2 separate regions of the Homo sapiens genome follow, and region 1 is linked to region 2. Evidence: read pairs that join two places in POLR2A ChIA-PET (ENCODE). Cell type or tissue: OCI-LY7. All regions are shown on one strand. Each heading gives the region's core, and the rest is flanking DNA. Links, peaks and the distances in the headings are about the cores only. Region 1 has its middle 32 kb from the start of WFIKKN2. Region 2 overlaps SPAG9 (sperm associated antigen 9).

Region 1 (6,717 bases), core at 1-2,500, 310 kb before region 2:
GTTAGCAGGGAGGGAGGGAGCCAGGTTTCCAGCCTGGGCTTCCTGACCAACAGTCCCTGGCCAGCCACTGGGCCCTGGTGGAGGCGGCTGTGAGGCTGGGGTCAGGGAGGGGTGCAAAGCCCGCTCAGCTCTGGGCCAGGTTTCCAGCAGGAGGACCTAAGACAGCACTGAGTCAGCTCAAGCCCACCTCAGAGTCAGGCTGGCTTGGTCATTAATTCCCTCCTTTGCTCCACCAACATTCACCCAGTACTTATTACATAGCAGGGGCATGCGGACCGGGAGACCAAAGCAAAACAACAGGAGAGATGCTGAGGTCAGCCACACTCAGAGGAGGGGGCTTGGGGAAGGGCCCTGGATCTGGTTTGGAGAGGCAGGGAGCATTCTCCAGTGGGGACATGTTCCAGGTAGAGTGCATGCAAGTCAAAGGAACCGAGACCTGGAGACCCTGGGGCTCTCCGAGGGTGCCAGTCATCCCTCAGGAATGGGATGAGCCCCGATGCCAGGAAGGGCAAGCGCTGAGGCCAAGGACACAGGCAGGAGTCAGACGACACGGCGTCTGTACCAGGGAGCTTGGGTTTAATCTTCTGAGCCACGGGACGGCACTGATGGGTTTTAAGCCGTGTAAAGACTTGATCCAATTTGTGAATTGGATCATCCTGGCTGCAGTGGGCAAGCTGCTGGGGTGCCAGGAATTGTTTGGAAGTCATTGGTCCAACACATGGCAGTGGTGTGACCACCTGGGAGAATGACCCCGCAGAGCAGACAAGTGGCCCAGGACGCACCTTTCGGAATGTCAGCATGGGGAGGGAAGGCCGGGAAGAGGAGCTGGTCAGAGAGAGTGTATAAGTGGCTGGAAGAGATAGAAAGTGGCCTTCAGAAGGCAGGCGGAGGATGGTTAGGGAAGATGGGATTGTCAGTAGCATCAGATGCAGCCAAGAAGTCAAGTGATGCAAGAACTGAATGTATCATTGGCTTTGGTGATTGGGAGGTGGCCTCCGTGAGTGCAGCGTGAAGGAGGTCGAAGCCAGCGGGCTTGCCACAGGCTGACAGGCAGCTGGAAACTTGTTCCTTGTGCACAGCAGTTATGAAGGCTGGGGAGCAGCCTTCTTAGAGGAGGAGGAGGAAGAGGAGGAAGAGGAGAAGGAGGAAGAGGAGGAGGAGGAGGAGGGGGAAGAGCTGCTCCTGATCAAGTTCCCTTGGGCATTGCTGGCTGAGCAGGAGCTTCAGCTTGCAGCTGCTTTGGGACCATTCACCCTGGATGGAAGCCTGAGTGAATCATTACCCCCAGGGTCTAAGGTGCTGCATTGTAGCAGCAAAGAGCCCCCATTATAACAGCACTCGGCTGATGGCCTACTGCACGCCAGGCACTGAGCCAGGGCTTTGTGCACACTATTTCATCGAGTCCTGCACAGGGGCATTATAGCCTGGGTGCTGAGGTTCAGAGAGAGGTAAGTGACTTAAGCAAGAAGCTCTGCTAGTCAGTAGCAGAGAAGAGATGTGAAGCCAGGACGACCTGAACCCGAGGCTGTTTCAGCTTCATCCTGCTGTTGTCCTAACTCCTGGGAGATATGGCTGAGAAGTTCTCTTTGGTCCTTGGCTGTTGGGTGGTAAGTGGTGGACAGGTGGCCATGCTTATCCAACCTGGGCCAGGAACTGGACTTCAGGTGGCTGGATCATTCATGGAGAGAGCGGCAGTGGCTAGGGTTGGCATGAGTCAAGGTAACAAATGGCCGATGCTGTCTTCTTGAGGGGTTCTCTGCTCTCAGGGTGGTGGTAGAACCGTGGAGGCAGTGGGATGCAGGTACCAGGGGGTTCACCTGGAATGAAATCCTTAGCCCTGGGACCCTAGATGGGCTCTCGGTCTGAGGTCAGGGTCAAGGGTCACAAGTGCTAGACAGGGTCCTCCATGATGGAAGGAGCCTCCAGAATCCTGGAGGGTAATTCACAGTAGACTGTAGTAGCCCTCTGAGGAGTGAAGCTTTGAGTGGTGGCCATCTCTGGAGAGAAGGAGGGTACAGCTAGTGGAGTTGATGGTCTAGGACAGCCCAGTGTTCCCTAGCAGTCATCCTCTGAGGCTGCCACAATGGCTCCGTGATTTGGGAGCAGAGATGCTGCACACAGTTGACCCTCACATCTATAGCAGCCACAGCTGGATGGTGTGACAAGCATTGCTGGGTGCTCTCTTTTCATCTGGGCACACAGCAAGACTGTATGCCCAGCTTCTCTTGCAGTTAGATGTGGCCGTGAGATTGAGTTCCATCTCAGTGGAGGGAACAGTCTGATGAAATGTGACTGCTTTTCTAGGCCTGCCTGTAACTATAAAAGCCTTCCCCACTTCACCAGTTCTTCATGCCCTTTCCCCTTTCATTGCTGGATGTCAACATCCCAAGTGATCTTGGGAGCCATGTGTTGAAGGTGACAGATCCCGGGTAATTGAAGACCTCTGTGGCAGAGAGCTCCTCCCCCAGCTCCAGGGACTGGGCCCACCTGTGACTGTTTATGTGAATGAGAATTCCACCTCACTACGCTTGTGCCATTATCATTCTCAGGCTTGTTTCTTGCAGCATTAACTGATCCTGTCTAATACAGACAGCCACAAAGCCGTTAGGTCCTGAGATCTCTTAGCTTTCATCTCCGGCTATTCTGTATCTGTTCAGCAGTTTTGACTCCCCCTAGCCTGGAGCTGATGTGGAATTTGAACTCTCACGAGGCACAAGCCAAGTCATTTTCTTTGGATGATTATGTTCTGATGTGCTGATGTACCATCTTGGGGAGCCAGACCCTGTAAAGTGGTTCATCCCCCCGCTTTACTGTGGGTGTAATTGTGCCTGGGGTGTTGACCTCAGCTAGGACCAACTTTCTCCAAATAGACAGGGGCAGAGGTCACCTGTGCTGGCTTCCTGTTGCAATTTTATGTCCCCACCAGAGCACAAATAGCACTCCCCTAGGTGAAGTGGCTCAGGAACAAGGAGGACAGACAGAAATGGGTTTCTCAGCTCCTGGCAGCTCATGCTGCTACCAGGCCTTTCTCCTTCTCTAGGAGGCTGGCTGTGAGGCAGGAGGGGAAGAAAAAAGGTGACAGTGTTTCACTTTTGTTTTGTTTTGTTTTTTTGAGACAGGGTCTTGCTCTGTGGCCCAGGCTGGAGTGCAGTGGCACAATCATGGCTCACTGAAGCTTCAACCTCCCATCCTCAAGCAATCCTCCTGCCTCAGCCTCCCAAGTAGCTGGGACCACAGGCGTGCGCCACAACACTCGGCTAATTTTTTATTTTTAGTAGAGACAAGATCTCACTATGTTGCCCAGGCTGGTCTCCAACTCCAGGGCTCAAGTGATCCGCCCACCTTGGCATCCCAAATGCTGGGATTAGAGGCGGGAGCCACCGTGCCTGGCTGTAGGTGTTTCTTGTGTCTCTGGTGAACCCTAGGAAGTATACTCAAACGAGTCAAAACCAAACCAAACAACAGGCCCCGATTGGAAGGACACCAGGAAGCTGAGAATGGCAGCAACTGGGGTGTCTCTGAAGACCTCACAGGCCACCGTTAGAGACCCAGCCCCTGTGGGCTTCAGCAGCTCCAGGCCACCTCCTTCCAGTCCTGCCCCCTGCACCTGTGAGGCAAGCTTGGCAGAAAAGTCCGGAGAAAGAGATCCAAAGGGTCTGGCTTGTAACCTCTTTAGGTGGGAGAAACGAGTTCAGTTTGAATCACAGGCCTCACCCTGCAGCCTGCGGCAGAGTCTTGGGGAAAGAAAGAAGCTTTGCTTTCATTAAAACTCAGAAACAGCCAGAGGCACCTTTTTCTTAAAGCCAGTATCTGCAGAGAAAAACAGCAGACTGGTCTCGCTTAGTAAGTGAAACAGAGGGACCTAGTTTAGATGGGGAAAAAGAAACACAAAACAAAGGACAAGAACCCAGTGAGTTTGCTGAGCGTATTTGCAGCTGAAGTGATTGACAGTGGGTGCAGGTCCTGAACCATGACTGTGTCCTGTGCTATCGAGCTTCATTTCACTCAGTTACCTAAAGTGTGTTCTACATCCTCGAGATTTATAATGATGATAATGGGGATGATAATGACTCATGTATTTTATTGTTCCTACTTTTCAGGCACAGTTTTTTGTTTGTTTGTTTGTTTTTGAGATGGAGTCTCGCTCTGTCGCCCAAGCTAGAGTGCAGTGGCAGATCTCAGCTCATTGCAAGCTCCGCCTCCCAGGTTTAAGCGATTTGCAGCTAATTTTTTGCATTTTTAGTAGAGACAGGGTTTCACCATGTTGGCCAGGCTGGTCATGAACTCCTGACCTCAAGTGATTCGCCTTCCCTGGCCTCCTAAAGTGCTGGGGTTACAGGCGTGAGCCACCACGCCCGGCATCAGGCACAGTTTTTAAGTGAGTTATATGTCGTAAATCCTCAAAATATTCCTATGGAGTAAGTACTATTATCCCATTGTACAGATGAGGAACCCGAGGCACAAAGTTATATGAAAAAGGCTCTGTAGAAAAAAATTAGAACAACAAAAATTATCTTTTTCTCTCTCTTTTTTTTTTGTTGTTTTTGCTTTTTTGGTTTTTTTTTTATGGAGATGAGGGTCCCACTATGTTGCCCAGGCTGGTCTCGAACTCCTAGGCTTCACGATCCTCCTGCTTCGGCCTTCCAAAGTGCTGGGATTACAAGCATGAGCCTCTGCACCTGGCCACTCATCCTTGTGTATGGAGTGGCTGGACAAAACACAAAGTCACTTAAGATAGACACTGAAGAGTCTACTTTAATTGCACATAGGGCCTTTGCCTAATGAGTCACATAATCGGGGCTCCGTGGAGTCATTAATATTTCACATCTTTTCCCATCAGCACAAAGTAAACACTATTTTAATAACCGCAATACTGCTTCTTTTTTTGGGCCCAGGAAATTGCTTGGTTCATTGTTCCATTTTAGAAAAGATTAAACAAAATTGATTTTCATAATTGTCATTCTGTACTTTTTTTTTGAGACAGAGTTTCACTCTTGTTGCCTATGCTGGAGTGTGATGGCGCAATCTCAGCTCACCGCAACCTCCACCTCCACCTCCCGGATTCAAGCGATTCTCCTGCCTCGGCCTCCCAAGTAGCTGGGATTACGGGCATGCACCACCACACCTGGCTACTTTTGTATTTTTAGTAGAGATGGGGTTTCTCCATGTTGGCCAGGCTGGTCTTGAACTCTCGACCTCAGGTGATCTGCCCGCCTTGGCCTTCCAAAGTGGTGGGATTACAGGCGTGAGCCACCGTGCCCTACAGTTTTTTTTTTTATTTTTTAGACAGAGTCTGGACAGAGTTTTGCCCTGTCATCCAGGCTAGAGTGCAGTGGTGTGATTTCGGCTCACTGCAATCTCCACCCCCCAGATTCAAGCAATTCTGCCTCAGCCTCCTGAGTAGCTGGGACTACAGGCGCACACCACCATGACCAGCTAACTTTTGTATTTTTAGTAGAGACAGGGTTTCACCATGTTGGCCAGGCTGGTCTTGAACTCCTGACCTCCAGTGATCCCCTGCCTCAGCCTCCCAAAGTGCTGGGATTACAGGTGTGAGCCACCACACCTGGACTCATTCTGTACTACTCGTCCCCAAGGGGAAATCTTATACTTTCTGATTCCACAATAAGTTCTGAGGAGGAGGTGAGGAGGGTTGCTGGTCAGACAGACACTGGGGAATCTACCTAGGAAGTGTCAATAGCCAGTTCAGCACACGCAGAAGTCCTGGCTGGACAGAGGAGGGCCCAGGTGTTCTGCATGTGGGAACACAGTCCTTAGGAACAGCTGGCTTGGAGGCGATGCTGCCTAAGCCAGCAACTTTTTCCAGGCCCCACTGGACGGCACCCAAGGACGTTATCCAGGCGAATGGTGACTCCCTGCAGGATCCATTCATTAGCCACATGGGGTGGGGGGAATGACATGGGGTGGGGGGAATCCCACAAGCCAAGGGTCAGTTACCAGGTGCAAACTGTCCAAGGAACACCTGGAGAACTTTCTTGCACTTTCTGACCTCCAGGGTCTCGACAAGCCTGGGCGTGCCCCAGAGGTCCAGTTTTTATGAATATTGGAGCTCCATGCTGTTCATCCAGGAAGCTCAAAGTTAAATGAAACACCTGGGGACCCCACAGAGTTATTATATTGTGGGGGGGTGCTAGTCTGGGCCCAGGCAGGATGCCCCATTTTCTCCACTTCAGGGAGCACCTGGGATTTGTGGTGGGAGATGGAGCTGCCCCCGTGAGGACTCTGGCTTGAAAGTGACAAAATCCAACATGAGCCAGCTTGGGCAGAAAGGGGGAATTTGCTAGAATCAACCAAAAACTTCAGCTGCACACTTGGCCGCTCCGCATGTGGGAAAGGCTGAGCTGCAGAGACCCTGCATCAGGTAGGGTTCCGGGATGGCATGGCAGCCCCACTAGGGCCACGTGGTTGGAATAGGGGGAGAAGCTGCCCCCAGGAAGAAAGGGTGTTCCCTGAAGAGGGCATGCGGCAGATCAAGAGGCAAATGTGCGCCTCACCAAGGAACTTGGCTTAGCGTTGCCAAATTTTCTCTGTGTTGGATTAGGGTCAAACTCTTGTTTGACTTGGCACAGAAGCTTGGAGGCCCGCTGGCTGCATGACTGCCTCACTCAGAGATGAGTATGGAGGGTCTAGAGGGGGCGCTGTGGGGCTCTGGCCAGAAACAGCCGAAAGTAGAAAACCATCCAAATATCCAAAAAT
Region 2 (7,328 bases), core at 2,256-4,755:
ACGCCTGGCCAATGTGCTAATTTTAAAACAAAATTAGCCAATTTTAATTCCGTTTTATATATTTCACATTTAAATTTCTTTTTCTTTTTCTTTTTTCTTTTTTGAGATGGAGTCTTGCTCTGTCGCCTAGGCTGGAGTGCCGTGGCACGATCTCAGCTCACCACAACCTCCACCTCCCAGGTTCAAGTGATTCTCTTGCTTCAGCCTCCGGAGTAGCTGGGATTACAGGCACACACCACCATGCCCAGCTAATTTTTGTATTTTTAGTAGAGACGGGGTTTCACCATGTTGGTCAGGCTGGTCTCGAACTCTTGACCTCGTGATCTGCCCACCTCGGCCTTCCAAAGTGCTGGGATTACAGGCGTGAGCCACTGCGTCCGGCCTCAAATTTAAATTTCTTATAGAAAAGTAACTAAAATGCAAACACTTCCTCCCAGATGAGTTTCATTAATTCATTATAAACATATTAAGAAGCTAGTTAGCTATATAATAACTGACACATACTGTGCTCTTAAAAATTAATTCAAATTAATATTAGATGATATTACAAAGGTTCTTTTTTTTCTTTTCTTTTCTTTTTGACAGAGTCTCACTGTGTTGCCCAGGCTGGAGCACAGTGGCATGAACACATCTTACCTCAGCCTTGACTTCCTAGGCTGGTGCGATCCTCCTGCCTCGGCCCCCCAAGTAGCTGGGACTATAGGCACACACCACCACACCACGCTAATTTTTATATTTTTTGTAGAGACAAGGTTTTGCTATGTTACCCAGGCTGATCTTCAACTCATGAGCTCAAGTGTTCCGCCCACCTCAGCCTCCCAAAGTGCTGGGATTACAGGCATTAGCTACTACACTCGGCCTTGGAAATGTTCTCAAACGTAAATAATATGGTGGTTATATGGCAGAATATTCTCATTTTTTAGGAGATAAATATGTTAAGTACTGAGAGGCAAAGTATCATAATGTCTGTAATTTAAATATGTTAAGTACTGAGGGGCAAAGTATGTCTGCAATTTAAAATGGTTCAGCAATTAAATATGTGTATGTGTGTATATGTGTATCCACACCCACACATCCACATATACAGACAGATAAATAAAACAACAACTACTGAATCTATATAGTGGGTATACAAATGACAAATGTACTTTCCATTTTTCTATATGTTTGAAAGTTTACCTAATAAAAAGCTGGGAGGGGTGGTGGTGGATTTACTGAAAAAGTTTACTAACCTTACAAAAAAAAAAAAAAAACCCTAGCTGGACGTGGTGGCTCACGCTTGTAATCCCAGCACTTTGGGAGGCCGAGGCAGGCAGATCACTTGAGCTCACAAATTCGAGACCAGCCTGGGCAACATGGTGAAACCCGTCTTTACAAAATATCAAAAATTAGCTGGGCGTGGTGGTGTACACCTGTAGTCCCATCTACTTGGGAGGCTGAGACGGAAGGATGGCTTGAGCCCAAGAGGCAACAGTTGCAGTGAGCCAAGATCGCACCACTGCACTCCAACCTGGGCCAGACCTTGTCTCGAAAAAAATAACATAAAATAAAATTCTATACCCTCAACTTGGTACTTCTCTATTACATTAATATATAAATTCCCATGGTTCACCTCACACATTTTTGGGTGTGCCTATTATGCCAAACTACTGAATGCTGTAATTCTTAAGAAAATAAAACACAGTATGGCCGGGTGGGTGGCTCATGCCTGTAATCCCACCACTTTGGGAGGCCGAGGCGGGCAGATCACGAGGTCAGATTGAGACCATCCTGGCTAACGCAGTGAAACCCCATCTCTACTAAAAATACAAAAAATTAGCCGGGTGTGGTGGCGGGCGCCTGTAGTCCCAGCTACACGGGAGGCTGAGGCAGGAGAATCGCTTGAATCCAGGAGGCGGAGGTTGCAGTGAGCCGAGATCCCGCCACTGCACTCCAGCCAGGGTGACAGAGCAAGACTCCGTCTCAAAAAAAAAAAGAAAAGAAAACACAGTGCTATGTTCAAAGCAATAATCAAATATCACTGGTCAAGATTTCAAAGTAAAAAACAGAACTTATATATACCCATTTCCAAATAACAGCTTTTTAAATATATATAACATTACATACATTATTAAACTGGTCTATGCAGATATTTCTGACCACAACCTAATAACTTATTTAGATAACAGCTGTATTCATTGAGTGCAGAGCAGAGCAAAATAACTTGGGTAGGTTCTAACATCAGTTCTCCTGAGAAGCAAAGTTCAGTACAACATAAGTAAGCAGCATGTAGTTAAAGGTAAGGTAAAGATTTCAAGAAGCAGGAATCCTGTACTCTCTCAAGCACAGAACTGGATGTGTGACCTATGGCACACACTTCAGCAATCCAGTGAATAGTCAATCTACTAATCTACCCTCTGAACCAGTTTGGTACTATACCCAGTTTGGTGTCCTCTTTTGTGATTTTTTTTTGTTTTGTTTTTTCTTTTGAAGACACAGTCTCACTCTGTAGCTCAGGCTGGAGTTCAATGGCAAGATATTGGCTCACTACAACCTCCGCCTCCCAGGTACAAGTGATTTTCCTTCCTCTGCCTCCGGAGTAGCTTGGATTACAGGCGTCCGCCACCATGCCCAGTTAATTTTTGTATTTTTAGTAGAGACGGGGTTTCACCATGTTGGTCAGGGCTGGTCTTGAACTCCTGACCTCAGGCAATCCACCACCTCGGCCTCCCAAAGTGCTGAAATTACAGGCATGAGCCACCATGCGTAGCGTTCTTTTGTGATTTTTAACTAAATAAAAATATGAGTGTCACTACAGCAGGGACACATAATGGTATCTCATTTAGATATTCACATTCAGAAATCTCAAATTTAAAAAAAGATGTCTTAATCCAGAGCTAGTCTTTGTCTTTAAAAAAAAATGTCTTAGGAGCTTAAGTAATAATTAACTAACAAATTATTATTTCATAAAGCAACAACCATACCCCTTCCCATCCCACTCCCGCCAGAAAACAAACATAGATTGTTCATTTCAGAAAGTGTCTGAATGACTAGGTGCAGGGGCATATCTCTATCTACTCTGGCTAGGGGCAGTGTGAACATTATTCGAATCGTTAACCATGGCCAGGTGTGGTGGCTCACACCTACAATCCCAACACTTTGGGAGGCTGAGGTAAGAAAATGTCTTGAGGCCAGGAGTTCAAGACAAGCCTGGGCAACACAGTGTGACCCCATCTCTACAAAAAAAAAAAAAAAAAAAAGGCCAGGCGCAGTGGCTCACACCTGTAATCCTAGCACTTTGGGAGGCTGGGGCAGGCAGATGACTTGAGGTCGAGATCAAGACCATCCTGGCCAACATGGTGAAACCCCATCTCCACTAAAAATACAAAAATTAGCTGGGTGTGATGGCGCGCGCCTGTAGTCCCAGCTACTCAGGAGGCTGAAGCAAGAGAATCGCTTGAACCCAGGTGGTGGAGGTTGCAGCAAGCCAAGACACTCCACTGCACTCCAGACTGGCGACAGAGCCAGACTCTGTCTCAACAAAAAAAAAAAAAAAAAAAAAAAAAAAACTTTGGCAGGATCCACAAGGCAGGAGGATCCACTTGAGCCCAGGAGTTCCAGACCAGACTGGGCAACATAGTGAGTTCAGCTTGCATAACATAACGAGACCCTGTTTCTACAAAAAAAATTAAAAATTAGCCAGGCATGGTGGCGCATGCCTGTAGTCACAGCTGCTCAGAGGCTGAGGAAGTGGGATCTACTTGAGCCCTGGAGGTCAAGGCTGCTGTGGGCCATGATTGCACAACTGCACTCCAGCCTGAACCTCATCTCTAAAAAAAAGAAAAAAAAAAAAACCCAACCAAAGGAAAAAAAAATCACAAAAACAAACAGTTCAGAAAAAAAAAATGGTATTTTTAAAAATATGAAAAAATGTTGGCCGCTGCCGGGCGTGGTGGCTCACACCCATAATCCCAGCACTTTGGGAGGCCGAGGCCGGCGGATCACCTGAGGTTGGGAGTTCGAGACCAGCCTGACCAACATGGAGAAACCCCATCTTTACTACAAATACAAAATTAGCTGGCCATGGTGGCACATGCCTGTAATCCCAGCTACTCAGGAGGCTGAGGCAGGAGAATCCTTTGTATCTGGGAGGCGGAGGTTGCAGTGAGCTGAGATCGCACCATTGCGCTCCAGCCTGGGCAACAAGTGTGAAATGCCATATCAAAAAAAAAAAAAAAAAAGAAAGAAAAGAAAAAGCAAATAGGTTGGCCGGGCACAGTGTCTCACACCTGTAATCCCAGCACTTTGGGAGGCCAAGGCAGGTGGATCACCTGAGGTTAGGAGTTCAATACCAGCCTGGACAACATGGTAAAACCCCATCTCTATTAAAAATACAAAAGTTAGCGAGGTGTGGTTGTGAGCACCTGTAGTCCCAGCTACTCAGGAGGATGAGGCAGGAGAACTGCTTGAACCCGGGAGGCAGAGGTTGCAGTGAGCCAAGATCGCGCTACTGCACTCCAGCATGGGTGGCAAAGCAAGACCCCATCTCAAAAAAAAAAAAAACAACAACAACAAAAGAAAATAGGTTGGGTGCAGTGGCTCACACCTGTAATCACAGCACTTTGGGAGGCTGAGGTGCGAGGAATGTCTGAGCCCAAATATTCAAGATCAGCCTGGGCAACATGGGAAACCCATTTCTACAAAAAATACAAAAATTAGCCAGGCATGGCGGCATGATCCTGTAGTCCCAGCTATTCCGGAAGTTGAGATGGGAGGATCGCTTGAACCCAGGAGGCAGAGGTTGCAGTCAGCCGGGATTACACCACTGCACTCTGGCCTGGGCAACAGAGTGAGATCTCGTCTCAATCAATCAATCAAAAGATCTATAAAAATATTAAAATATGTGTTTTTTAGGCCAGGTGCGGTGGCTCACGCTTGTAATCCCAGCACTTTGGGAGGCCGAGGCAGGGGGATCACCTGAGGTCAAGAGTTTGAGACCAGCCTGGACAACATGGTGAAACCCCTTCTCTATTAAAACTACAAAAATTAGCCGGGCGTGCTGGCGCGTGCCTGTAATCCCAAACTACTAGGGAGGCTGAGGCAGGAGAATTGCTTGAACCTGGAAGGTGGGAGTTACAGTGATCTGAGATCGCACCACTGCACTCCAGCCTGGGCGACAGCACAAGACTCTGTCTCAAAAATAAATTTTTTAAAAAATGGGCCAGGCATGGTGGCTCATGCCTGTAATCCCAACACTTTGGCAGGCCAAGGTAGGCAGATAACAAGGTCAGGAGTTCAAGACCAGCCTGGCTAACATGGTGAAACCCCATCTCTACTAAAAATACAAAAAGTAGCTGGGCATGGTGGCTCATGCCTATAATCCCAGCTACTCAGAAGGCTGAGACAGAAGAACTGCTTGAATCCAGAAGGCAGAGGTTGCAGTAAGCCAAGATCGTGCCTCTGCACCCCAGCCTGGGCAACAGAGCGTGAAACTCAGTCTCAAAAATAAATAAAATTAAAAAATAAAATATCAAGTGTGGGCCAAGTGTGGTGGCTCACGCCTGTAATCCCAGCACTTTGGGAGGTTGAGGCAGATGAATCACTTGAGGTCAGGAGTTTTACACCACCCTGGCCAACATGGTGAAACCCTGTCTCTACTGAAAATACAAAAATTAGCCGGGTGTAGTGGTGCACACCTGTAATCCCAGCTACTCAGGCAGCTGAGGCAGGAGAATTGCTTGAACCTGGGAGGCAGAGGTTGCAATGAGCTGGGATAGTGCCACTGCACTCCAGCCTGGGTGACAGAGTGAGACTCTGTCTCAAAAAAAAAAAAAATTATGAATGAATGAGAACACTAAAACAAGAACAATGAATGTCAATACCTATTTTCCTGCCCATGAGTCTTACGGGTCCCATGTTCATACACTTCCAAAGACAAGAAGTGTCAAAAGTCTCCATTTAAACAAAAATCATTTTGTTACTGCTTTAAGTGCTGATTCCATGGGAACAAGTTAGAAAATTCTCAGTAGTGTCTCTCACCTCTGCATTCAGTCATCCTATTGTTTTGTTTTTTGGTAAGAAACAGGGTCTTGCCCTGTTGTCAAGGCTGGAGTGCCGTGGCCATGATAACTCACTGCAGTCTCAAACTCCTGGGCTTAAGTGATCCTCCTGCCTTAGCCTCCTGAGTAGCTAGGACTACAGGCTCACACCATCACACCCAACTAATTTTTTTTATGGTTTTTGGGGAAGAGGGGTCTCACTACGTTGCCCAGGCTTGAACTCATCCTTTTTTTTTTTTTTTTAAAGCAAAAGGCCACAAAAAAGCAGACACAAAATCACATAATCCATTCCCAGTAAAGATATTCTCTCTTCAGTCCATTCTCTGCATGTATGAGTCTATCTCAAAAAGGAGGGAAGGAGCCAGGCGCGGTGGTTCACAGTGGCAATCCCAGCACTTTAGGAGGCCAAGGCGGGCGGATCACCTGAGGTCAGGAGTTCAAGACCAGCCTGACCAACATGCAGAAACCCCAACTCCACTAAAAATACAAAATTAGCCAGGCGTGGTGGCGCATGCCTGTAATCCCAGCTACTTGAGAGGCTGAGGCAGGAGAACTGTTTGAACCCAGGAGGCGAAGGTTGCAGTGAGCCGAGATGGCACCATTGCACTCTAGCCTGGGCAACAAGAGAAACTCCATCTCAAAAAAAAAGAAAAGAAAAGAAAAGAAAAGAAAAAGAAAAGGAAGGAAGACAATGCCTCTTCGTTTTTATGTGTAATCTCCCTCTACTGAATGATGCTAAATGAGCTCTCACTTTGAGAATAACAGTGATAACATAAAAGACCCACAGAATCACTAAGAACTAAATTCCTAAAGGTTCTTTAAACTCGTATGTCTACTTTTCAGAAGTTTCTTTTTTTTTTCTTTTTTCTTTTTTGAGAGGTAGTCTCACTCTACTGCCCAGGCTGGAGTACAGAGGCACGATCCCAGCTCACTGCAACCTCCATCTCCCGGGTTCAAGCAATTCTTCTGCATCAGCCTCCCCAGTAGCTGGGATTACAGGCACCCACCACCACACCCAGATAATTTTTGTATTTTTAGTACAGACAGGGTTTCATCATGTTGGCGAGGCTGGTCCCACACTCCTGACCTCAAGTGATCCATCTGCCTCGGCCTCCCAAAGTGCTGGGACTATAGATGTGAGCCACCACACCTGGCCCTTTTTTAAAAGTTACAGCAAATCATGCCTGTTTTAAAAGAATCAGAAGTTGCAGAAAAACCCTAACATACCCAGTTATAACCTCTCTCTCCAGATCATTTTGTATCCAGATTTTTATTTTAAAAAATCACTGG

The links. Peaks named below come from ENCODE experiments on the same cell type or tissue, not always from the same donor. Only the 100,000 strongest peaks of a DNase experiment are listed, where the experiment ranks them.
Region 1: POLR2A ChIA-PET joins it to region 2 with 6 read pairs; 4 of 35 experiments call an interaction of 5 or more read pairs at or near these places.

The regions. Positions count from the first base shown.
Region 1 is chr17:50,799,919-50,806,635 of GRCh38, forward strand. No RefSeq gene overlaps it. Among named protein-coding and RNA genes, the nearest start is that of WFIKKN2, 32 kb to the right of the region's middle. RefSeq lists an enhancer at 1-318 and a silencer at 6,249-6,470. In OCI-LY7, for the core only: no CTCF peak of the experiment used is centred there; no DNase peak of the experiment used is centred there.
Region 2 is chr17:51,109,152-51,116,479 of GRCh38, forward strand. All of the region lies in intron 1 of SPAG9 (sperm associated antigen 9), which reads right to left. Among named protein-coding and RNA genes, the nearest start is that of SPAG9, 8.1 kb to the right of the region's middle. In OCI-LY7, for the core only: no CTCF peak of the experiment used is centred there; a DNase peak (open chromatin) is centred at 3,730.